2 separate regions of the Homo sapiens genome follow, and region 1 is linked to region 2. Evidence: read pairs that join two places in POLR2A ChIA-PET (ENCODE). Cell type or tissue: OCI-LY7. All regions are shown on one strand. Each heading gives the region's core, and the rest is flanking DNA. Links, peaks and the distances in the headings are about the cores only.

Region 1 (5,379 bases), core at 167-5,166, 110 kb before region 2:
TAGGCTGAGGCACAAAAATTGCATGAACCCGGGAGGCAGAGGTTGCAGTGAGCCTAGATCACACCACTGCACTCCAGCCTGGGCAACAGAGTGAGACTCCATCTTAAAAAAAATGAATTTAAAAACTTTTTAAAACTATGTGTATTCTCTTGCATATTTTTAAGATGATATATGAAATTTTCACTATACATTTAAATTGTTGCAAGAGATGTAATTTCCCAACTATTGTAATGATTGACATTTAAAATAAAAACTATTTCATTCATCTTTTAAATGGACCCAATGAAATCTAAGTATTGAAACAGTTTCTTACTACCACCAGATTTTTTTTTTTTTTTTTTTTTTTGAGACAGAGTCTCACTTTGTTGGCCAGGCTGGTGTGCAGTGGTGAGATCTTGGCTCACTGCAACCTCCATCTCCCAGGCTCAAGCAATTCTCCTGCCTCAGCCTCCCGAGTAGCTGGGATTACAGGTGCCCATCAACATGCCTGGCTAATTTTTGTATTTTTAGTAGAGATAGGGTTTCGCCATGTTGGCCAGACTGGTCTTGAACTCCTGACCTCAGATGATCCGCCCTACTCGGCCTCTCAAAGTGCTGGGATTACAGGTGTGAGCCACCATGCCTGGCCTCTTTTTATAACAGAAATAGAAAAGAAAATATTAAATATTTTATATCCAGGGTGACTTCCCACCTCCCCTTTTGTCTAGAAATGCATTCCTCTTGAGGGAATCCCCTAGGAGCAAAGCAAAGAAGGCTGTGGCTTATGTGTGTAATCCCAGCACTTTGGGAGGCCAAGGCAGGAGGATCACTGGAGCCCAGGAGTTTAAGCACCAATCTGGGCAACATAACAAGACCTCCTCTCTACAAAAAAAATAAAAAATAAAACTCAGGTGTGGTGGCAAGTGCCTATAGTCCCAGCTACTCAAGAGGTTGAGGTGAGGGGATACTTTGAGCCCAGGAGTTCGAGGTTACAACAAGCTATGATTACACCACTGCACTCCAGTCCAGGTGACCCTATCTCAAAAAATAAATATATAAAAATTTTAATTGTTTTTCATTTAAAGAAAATATTAAACATTTTAAAGATGAAATAAAAGGAAAATATATATATTCCATTATATGATTTGACGAAAGAGTTTGGCTCCGTTCTTGACTAACACACAGCATCTGAAATAAATCTCACAAAAATATCATCTGTGAGTTCCAGCCAACATGTCTGAAAACGCTGGTATTCCCAGAGAACAGGCCGGCTCCACGCAAGACTCAGCACCACCACCCTCTGCTGCTCCCGATGCTCTGAGGCTTGTCCTGCTAAGGACGCGTCCTAAGATGAGCGCTGAGAACAGGGACAGAAGCGCTTCCAAAGGGGCTGGTATTTTCTATGTAGCTCTCTTGGCTTTGCTCTTAGGGGATTCCCTCCAGAAAGATGCATTTCTAGACAAAAGAGGAGGTGTGAAATGCAAAGCAGTGAACTAAATTTAAATTGCCATCTTAGCCGGGCATGGTGATTTACGGCCGTAGTCCCAGCTACTTGGTAGGCCGAGGCAGGAGAATCGCTTGAGCCTAGGAGTTCAAGACCAGCCTGGGCAACATAGCAAGGTCCTGTCTCTACAAAAATAAACATAAAAATTAAAAAATTAGCCGGGCCTGGTGGTGCATGCCTGGAGTCCCAGTTGCTAGAGAGGCTAAAGTGGGACGATTGCTTGAGCCCGGGAGTCTGAGGCTGCAGTGAGCCATGATTGCTATTGTGCTGTATTCAGCCTGGGCAAGAGAGTGAGACCCTGTCTCAAAAAAAAAATTGCGTTGAATTCCCTAACCTCATTCCCATGCCCCTACCTTCAGAACTTCATCAAAGGGGGACAACCCCACACAGTGACATCTGGGGCAGGCATCATGGAGAAGAGAGACTGTCACCTCAGATGCTGTTCCAGCCTGGCCAACTTTAGGCAAGAAGACATATGGAAGTTGAGTCCTGGAAACTGATTCCCTAAAGCTCTGCCTGTCACTGGAATGTAAACATACCATCCAGTATCACTGCAATATTTTCTGGCACTACCCAAATTTTCAAGATACATCAGCTAAGAATCATAGATAAATCTTTTACAAAAATGTTTTAGGCCAGGCGCAGTGGCTTTCACCCGTAATCCCAACACTTTGGGAGGCTGAGGCGGTCGGATCACCTGAGGTCAGGAGTTCGAACCCAGCCTGGCCAACATGGCGAAACCCCGTCTCTACTCAAAATACAAAAATTAGCCAGGTGTTAAATTAGCTGGGCATGGTGGTGCATGCCTGTAGTTCCAGCTACTTGGGAGGCTGAGGCATGAGAATCGCTTGAACCTGGAAGGCAGAGGTTGCAGTGAGCCGAGATCATGCCACTGCACTCCAACCTCTGTGACAGAGTGAGACCCCGCCTCAAAAAAAATTTTTTTTTAATTCCATATATTAGTGATATGGAAGGGAAGTGCTGGGAAGGGAAGAGTGTGGTCCCTTTAAATGATACAGAAGAGGGGAAAGGAAGTGCTGGGTAGAGGAGTTCATGGTCCCTGGCTAGGACTCCACCCCCAGCCTGTGCCCACGGACCTAGGTAAGGACAGGCATTTTTGTTTTCCTGCCCAAATGTTGCATTTCCCAAGACCACCCTGGCCTGCCACACCCCTATCTTGTGCCTGGAAAAAACCCCAAGACTGTAGCCAGAAGACACACAGGAGGCTGGATGTGGAGAGGAACACACCGACAGGCATGCTGGCAGGCCATCGACTGGTAGAATGACGTAGCGTTTGGCTGGGGCAGTTGGAGGAGATCTCGGGCCACCGAGTGGCCCGACTCCAGGAGAAAACCATCTCCCTTCTGGCTCCCCCATCTGAGAGCTACTTCTACTCAATAAAACCTTGCACTCATTCACCAAGACCATGTGTGATCCAATTCTTCCGCTACACCAAAGCAAGGACCACAGGACACAGAAAGCCCTTTGTTCTTGTGATAAGGCAGGGGTCTAATTGAGCTGTGACTAATACAAACCATCTATGGGCGGCTAAACTGAAAGAGCACATGGTACACACGCCCACTGGGGCTTCAGGAGCTGTGAACATTCACCCCTAGACGGTGCTGTGGGGTCGGAGCTCCACAGCCTGCCCATCTGTATGCACCCATAGAGGTTTGAGCAGAGGCAGCACTGAAGAAGCGAGCCACACCCCACCATGCTGCTTTTCACTAGTCAATAAAGTAGCAAAACCTATTTTTCTTCCCTCCTAGAAAGACTTTGTGCACCCAGAAACCTGTGTACCCCCAGTTTGAAGACCTCCGAGCTTGTCTACCTGACCCGGGAGCTAAAGACATTGAGGAAATCCTTTTCCATTTCAACCTTGTTGGCTCTCAGCGCTCATCTGAAGTAGAAGCTTTGCATTCCAGCAATAGCACAAAGGCAAAAGTTGTATTTGGTCGGAGGCTACATATAAGGGACTGCAGCAGAAAAAAAAGAATCACAATGATAGAACTTAAAGCTCTTGTCCCCATTCTGCCTGTAAAGCACAGTGAGAAGCAAGTGATGAGCACCAAGACCAGGGCTGTCAGAATAGCCGTGCTTCAGAAGCATGAGCTGGGCTCATCCTGTTGGGCTCCAGGCTGTGATGCTGTGGCAGGGGCCAAGTGACTTGGTGCAGAGGGGCTGCTGCCGAGCTAAGGCTCTGAACCAGAGCTTGCCATGGCCCAGAAGTGAAATGCGAACCCCGTGCCAGCCCTGGGCTGGCCCCAGGACCCACTCCAACTGCTTAAGGATCCCCCTGTGGGCTTCAGGCCCCGTGAGATGGAGGTGGAGGGTTCACAGGACCTCCCATGAGGTTAAGTGGGTGGGGAGGCTGCCTGTCATGCTGGGTGGCCACTCGAGTTCTCCATTCCCAGGCAGGAAGCTGCCATCTGGTGAAGAAATGGCAGAGAAAGGCTCAGAGTAGAGGACGCAGCTGGGCAGGTTCTACCCTCCCTTCTGCCCAGTGCAACAGGAAGCCCTTGGAGAGTGGGACCTCTATTTGCAAAACCCCTGAAGGTCCCACAGGGGAAAGAACACAAGACTTGGAGTCAAGTAGACCTGGGCACGCACCATGGCCCTGCCCGACTCACTGAGAGACCATGGCCTTCTGCATTCCACAACGGGGGGCTTATCACAGCCGTGACCCAGGCCCCTGTGAAAAGCCCGCCCTACTCAGCCTGGTGGCCTCTGATGCGGTCCCCTCCTCGGCTCCCATGCCCCCTCTCTTGGGTTTATAACCCAGCTCACATTGGGACAGCCTCTTCATGTATCTAATCTCAACCCACCACCGCCCCGAGAGCTACCTTCTCGTTATTGCCACGTGGTGGAGTCCGGACTCCGTCTGGTTGAGACGTCTGTGAGCAACACCAGGACACAAACCTCGTTCTGTCCAACTGTGGAAACGGCCGTTTCCACTGGCCCATCACTGAGTCACAGAAAAGGCACAGGCCCTACGAATGCCGACATCGCCTCCCATAAAACCTGACGGGGGAAGAGGAGGATCCAATTTTTGGTGTTAGAAAAATTGTAAATTGTAATGAACATGCTAGACGATGTTCCAGGGACAGGCACTTGGCAAGCGTTGTCCTGCAGGGGGTGCTATCCACTCAGCGACCCACAACAGCCTTGGGGCTGAGAGGCGGGGGCTGTTTCCAGCCCAGCTGAATCCCACATGCTGGGGGGTCATTTGCCAGGTATCTACTTGTTAAAATGCTTGCTTTGCTATGAGCCATCCCAGCGAGCTCAGACAAATAACACTGTTCTTCAAAATCACAAAAATATATGTAGCCTGCAAAACACACACAATCATTTATTTCAGAAATACACCACCATGCTGGGTGCAGCGGCTCATGCCTGTAATCCCAGCACTTTGGGAGGCCGAGATGGGCGGTTCACTTGAGCCCAGGAGTTCAAGACCAGCCTGGACAAAAAAGCAAGACCCTGTCTCTACAAAAATTTTTAAAAATTAGCCAGGCATGGTGGTGCACACCTGGGTTAGTCCCAGCTACTCTGAAGGCTGAGGCACAAGGATCACTTGAGCCCGGGAAGTCAAGGCTGCAGTGAGTCAAGATTGTGCCACTGCACTCCAGCCTGGGCAACAGAGTGAGCCCTTGTCAAAATAAAGAGGCTGGGCGTGGTGGCTCATGACTGTAATCCCACCACGTTGGGAGGCTGAGGTCAGAGGATCACTTGAGCCCAGGAGTTTCAGATTGGGAGGCTGAGGTGGGAGGATCACTTGAGCCCGGGAGTTCCAGATTAGACAAGATCTCGCTCTTTCACCCAGGCTGGAGTGCAGTGGTGCGATTTCAGCTCATTGCAGCCTTGACCTCCCAGGCTCAGGCAATTCTCCCACCTCA
Region 2 (5,379 bases), core at 103-5,102:
GACACCAGCCCCAGCCAGTTGCACCTGGTCAGGGTGCACTGGTCCCACCCATGAGAGGCCAGTTTTCACTTTTTTGGCAAAATGGAGAAACATTAATTGGGGCCAAGAGTGCCTGTTGGAAACTCATTTCTTGACTAGCATTCTTATAAAAACAATTGTTTTTTAAAGACAGGGCCTCCCTCTGTCACCCAGGCTGGAGTGCAGTGGTGCAATCACAGATCCCTACAGCTTCAAACTCCTGGGCTCAAGTGATTCTCCTCCTGAGTAGCTGGGACTACAGGTATGTGCCACCATGCCCAGGTAATTTTACAAAAATTTTTTTTTCATAAACCATAGTTTATACAATATCTTAGCTTACACTATTAACACTTTATTGAAAATATTTCTTTTTTTATTTTTTTATTATCTTTTTTTTTGAGATGGAGTCTTGCTCTGTTGCCCAGGCTGGAGTGCAGTGGTGCGATCTCGGCTCACTGCAAGCTCCACCTCCCGGGTTCACGCCATTCTCCTGCCTCAGCCTCCCGAGTAGCTGGGACTACAGGCACCCGCCACCACGCCCGGCTAATTTTTTTTGTATTTTTAGTAGAGATGGGGTTTCACCGTGTTAGCCAGGATGGTCTTGATCTCCTGACTTTGTGATCCGCCTGCCTTGGCCTCCCAAAGTGCTGGGATTATAGGTGTGAGCCAGCGCGCCCGGCCTATTGAAAATATTTCTGCTGAAAAGAATATACTATGCAAACACATAAAAGTGTTTGGTAAGAAAACAAAAGCACATGTTTACTACCAGTGTGAATTACTAGCTGACAATGATCAACTTCTCAAATAAGAACATTAACCTACTCGTGATTGAAGAAAGAATTATCCTGTCTATGGGTGACATAAGCAACGTGGCCAGGACAGAACCAGTGGATGAAACCACATATCATTCCAATTTGGCCAGTTAACTTATGTAAGTGTAATGAAACAGTTAACTTTATTCATTAATATACTCAAACATTATCTTTCCTTCCAAGATTTGCAAAAATTTAATTATCCAAATAATTTAAGTTTGGTATTTCTATATTTTTCAATACATAAAGGGTCAGGAACCTCTTATACGGTAATGAGATGGAAAGAAAACAACAGCTTCCCGTGAAAGAGGCCTAATATAGTCAAATACAAAAATAAGTAACGTAACCTCTTTTTTTTTTTTTTTTTTTTTTTTGAGACGGAATCTCACTCTGTCATCTAGGTTGGAGTGCAGTGGTGCGATCTCCGCTCACTGCAACCTCTGCCTCCCGGGTTCAAGTGATTCTCCTGCCTCAGCCTCCCAAGTAGCTGAGATTACAGGTGTGTGCCACCAGGCCCGGCTTATTTTTATTTTGTATTTTTAGTAGAGATGGGGTTTTACCATGTTGCTCATAGCTGATCTTAAACTCCTCAAATGATCCGCCTGCCTCGGCCTCCCAAAGTGCTGTGCTTACATGTGTGAGCCACCATGCCCGGCTGACGCCCAGCTGAAATGTAACCTCTTGATAACAGCCAAATCACTGTATTAGAAACATTTAAATTCCAGCTCTGGGGGTCAAGGGTGAGGCATTTAAAAGGTTCCTTTAAGTTAAACCAAGTAGATGAATTTTAAAAGAAAAAGCAATTTATGAACCTATGGACATATCATTAAGAAAGAAAAAAAATTATTAGTAAATTCCAAAAGTTAAAAGGAGTTGGAAAAAAATCTAACTAGAAAGAAAAAAAATGTTGGTTTCAATTAAGGGGGGTTTTTTGGTCCATTTCATATAAGAGCTTACTTAATCTTTTTCCAAATGCGCATTTATTATTTGCACAGATACATACAAATTATTCCCATTTTAAAAGCCAGAATAAAAATATACATTAACCACAGAAGTACTTACTCTAACTGGAAAGAAAATGAACATGGCTCTATTCAAAACAGCAGTAAACACAAAAGGTCAACATATATAAATCATGACAAGTGTACATCTTATTTTTGACAAAAATAAGTTCCATTTTTACATTAATGCGTCATCAGCTTCTATGTTAGATCCTCTGACCTTATTTACATTTACTATGAAATTGCTGTTAGCATGTCACTCAAAGCCACTCATCTCAGAGGGTATCAAGTCCTGAGCTTAAGTAGGAAACAAAACTCCCAACTAAAATTTGAACATAAATAATTGTAAAGATCAGAGAATATTAAAATATTTAAAAGTATAATATCTGGTACATAAATAACTCAAAAACTAATAATAAAGGTGTACAGACTGTCAAAGAAAAGACCATGTAAGACAAGAAATATCCCTGGAATCAAACTGATTTTTCACGCATTCAAGATCATTTGAAGGTGTGAAGCTAACTTTCATTGTTCTTAAAATCCTAGGAAAGCCAAATTTTAAAAAATAGCATATGACAATGCTTAAGTTTAAAAAAAGTTTCTCAGCTTAGTCTCCAAACCAGGAAGAAAGTATTTAATGATTAAAAACAAGTATGAACTGGAAAGATATTAGACTAAAAGGAGGAATCATAATGAGCAGGTAAAAATATTAAAGGAAAGCTTTAAATGCCCCAGCTCAAAAGAGCATTTCTAATTGGCCATCCAAATTATTCTTTTAGATTATTTTAGCCAAATAAAAATAAATTTACAGATGGATAACTGAGGTCCACTAACATAAGGTAGAAACAAAGTTTAAGCTAAAAATTAAATCTATATTTTGTTGCAGATAAATGTGAGATTTACCTACAGTCATTTTCTGCTGATGCTGAATTAAAAGCATGAGTTGACATCGTACTGACAGAAATGGTTTGACAGATATTTTCTTGGCTTTAAAATGATTTTTTTTGTATATGCATAGAAATGCAATGAGGATAAGAATAGTCTTCTGTATTGTCCGTACAGTTCATAAGGCCTTTGTCATTGTTAGTCAACTTAGATGTGAATATCAGTAGGGCCATTAAATTAAAGCTGGCCTGAAAGTTTTCAAAGTGCTACTGTTTCCAACTGATGAGATCTTCAGTTTTCTGGATTTTCTGGGTGACGATTATTTTCAATTCCTTTTTCTGGTGATATATACAAGAAGTTACAGCAGATATATAAAGGGAAGGTCAGAAACCTGCTGTCCAAGTTCATCACCACTTGTTCCTGATCCTTTTTAAGTATAAGTATTTGATAGCCAGTTGTTCTACTACATACTAGTTTTCCACTACTATCAAAAGAAGCCAAGCGTAATCTAAATGCTATGCTCCTTCGAGGCCGTAAACTGACAGACCCGCTGCGTGGCTGATTCAGTGTATTGCGTTTGAAAATGATGTATCCATTGGTGTAAATTACAAGTAGGTCAAAGCCGAAGTTAAAACCCGTCCAACACCAGTAGTATTCACCATCTTTGGCAAGCTTTCTACCACACCTCATGCTATTTCCCTCTAGGTCTTCTTTATTGATTTCTTGAGGCCCTACCTCACGGTCTTGTTCTGCCCGCAGCATAGCAAACCACTGCTGTTTATACACAGAAGACAGCCATTCTGAAGGTACTATACCATCTTGTTCAATAATTCTTGCAGAAGCTAGGTCACTGATAATATATTGTAACCTTAAATGTCTGAATACTGACACAAATGGTTTTCCTGGTTCAGTTTCAAGAAAGGCCATACCTTCAAAATCTTTTCTCTGTTTAGAAAACCAGACATCTGTTTCTGTCAAAAGCTGTTTTAAAGATCCATTCCAAGAAGGCACAAGTTGAAGGAACATCCACTTTTTTAGAGTGGTGTATACATCCATCTCCACTTGCATCACAAATAAGTTAGAGGAACCAATGAGCTGTTTCATGACATTTATACCGAGTTCTTTAAAAAGTTTAACATTCTGGTGAGTCATCAAATTGTTTAGAAGCCATTCAAGGCACTTTTTCTTTACAGAATCTAATCCATAGATCTCTACTGATGTGTAATAACCGCATACAGTTTTCACATTAATTGTTTCCTTCATTGTCTCACCACACTGCTGTATTAAACCATCCAGCTGCAGCATACAAGCTGCTGCCAAAATGGCAACAACTCGACTGGGTTTTATCAAGACATCATCTCGATACAGTGAACCAAACGCAACCTGCAGTGCGTCTACATCAATGTTCTGGTCAGGAATCTCCAGTTCAATAATATTCATGCTGGATTCTTTCCAAGAACCACTGAACATACTAGAAAAGTAGCCAGATTGACATAAATATATTTTGTGTAATCGCCATTCTTCTCCTAGAGCACAAATCTTAATGTCACTGTTTTCACCATTCAAAAATAATGTTTGATAAATATATTTGGATGTACTCCTTAATTTTTTCCTTGCAGGGGTGTTGAGGAGCGGCTGCTGCTTGTCCCCCTCCTCCTCATGCTCCTCCCTGTGCGAGTCCGGGTCACAGTAGCGGCAGGCCCCGCTGCTCCGCTTGCGCTTGTGACTGCCCGGGCAGTAACAGAAGCCGTAGCTCGCCGCATCGTCTCCAGTGTCCGGCCTCCGGGCCGAGCCCCTGGCCCTGGCACCCTGTTCCTGCTGGGCAAGGGCTCGCCTCGGCTGGCCCAGCACCCGGCTGCTCGACGATCCCATGGGTCACGGCTCCCCAGGACTTCAGGGAGCCCAGAGGAGGGGGTCTCTGGCCATGGCCCGGCCGCCGCCGCCAGCCTTCCCCGAGCACAGGTGCCTACACCGCCACCTTCTCACGCGCAGCCCCAACCGTTGCAGCGGACACTGCCGCCTCCAACCTCCGCACCCCTCCCCCACAATTTTTTTTTTTTTTTTTTTTTGAGACGGAGTCTTGCTCTGTCGCCCAGGCTGGAGTGCAGTGGCGCGATCTCGGCTCACTGCAACCTCTGCCTCGCGGGTTCAAGTGATTCTCCTGCCTCAGCCTCCTGAGTAGCTGGGATTACAGGCGCCCGCCACCACACCTGGGTAATTTTTGTATTTTTAGTAGAGGCGGGGTTTCCCCATGTTGGCCAGGCTGGTCTCAAACTCCTGACTTCAGGTGATCCTCTTACCTTGGCCTCCCAAAGTGCTGGGACTACAGGCGTGAGCCACTGCCTCCGGCCTAAAACAATTTCTTTTAGAGACAAGGTTTCACTGTGTTTCTCCGGGTGGTCTTGAACTCCTTGGACAGCATTCTTCATTGCTGGAAGCAATTCTCATCTGGCAGCCAAAACCAAGGTCCGTTTTAGAAGGACCACTTCCCTAGGAGCAAAGTTTTATTTGCAAGACCTGACAAAGGAAAATGTGTGTACCAGACGCTTGAGCCTAACCAGTCCAATGTAAATTTGCGACCAGGCACAAAAATAAAATAAAATAATAAAATAAAATAGGCCAGGCTCGGTGGCTCATGCCTATAATCCCAGCACTTTGGGAGG

The links. Peaks named below come from ENCODE experiments on the same cell type or tissue, not always from the same donor. Only the 100,000 strongest peaks of a DNase experiment are listed, where the experiment ranks them.
Region 1: POLR2A ChIA-PET joins it to region 2 with 10 read pairs; 8 of 35 experiments call an interaction of 5 or more read pairs at or near these places.

Annotation. Positions count from the first base shown.
Region 1 is chr5:178,071,697-178,077,075 of GRCh38, forward strand. LOC124901147 (a long non-coding RNA gene) reads right to left here. Exons shown (of 2, transcript XR_007059076.1): 2 at 3,412-4,504. Among named protein-coding and RNA genes, the nearest start is that of N4BP3, 39 kb to the right of the region's middle. RefSeq lists a silencer at 3,011-3,200 and an enhancer at 4,390-4,639. In OCI-LY7, for the core only: CTCF peaks have their summits at 3,093, 3,295 and 4,554; DNase peaks (open chromatin) are centred at 1,485, 3,095, 4,345 and 4,625; H3K4me3 peaks cover 341 bases.
Region 2 is chr5:178,182,712-178,188,090 of GRCh38, forward strand. GMCL2 (germ cell-less 2, spermatogenesis associated) reads right to left here and starts at 4,660. Exons shown (of 1, transcript NM_001358008.2): 1 at 1,794-4,660. The coding sequence starts at 4,588. The coding sequence ends at 3,008. In OCI-LY7, for the core only: no CTCF peak of the experiment used is centred there; no DNase peak of the experiment used is centred there.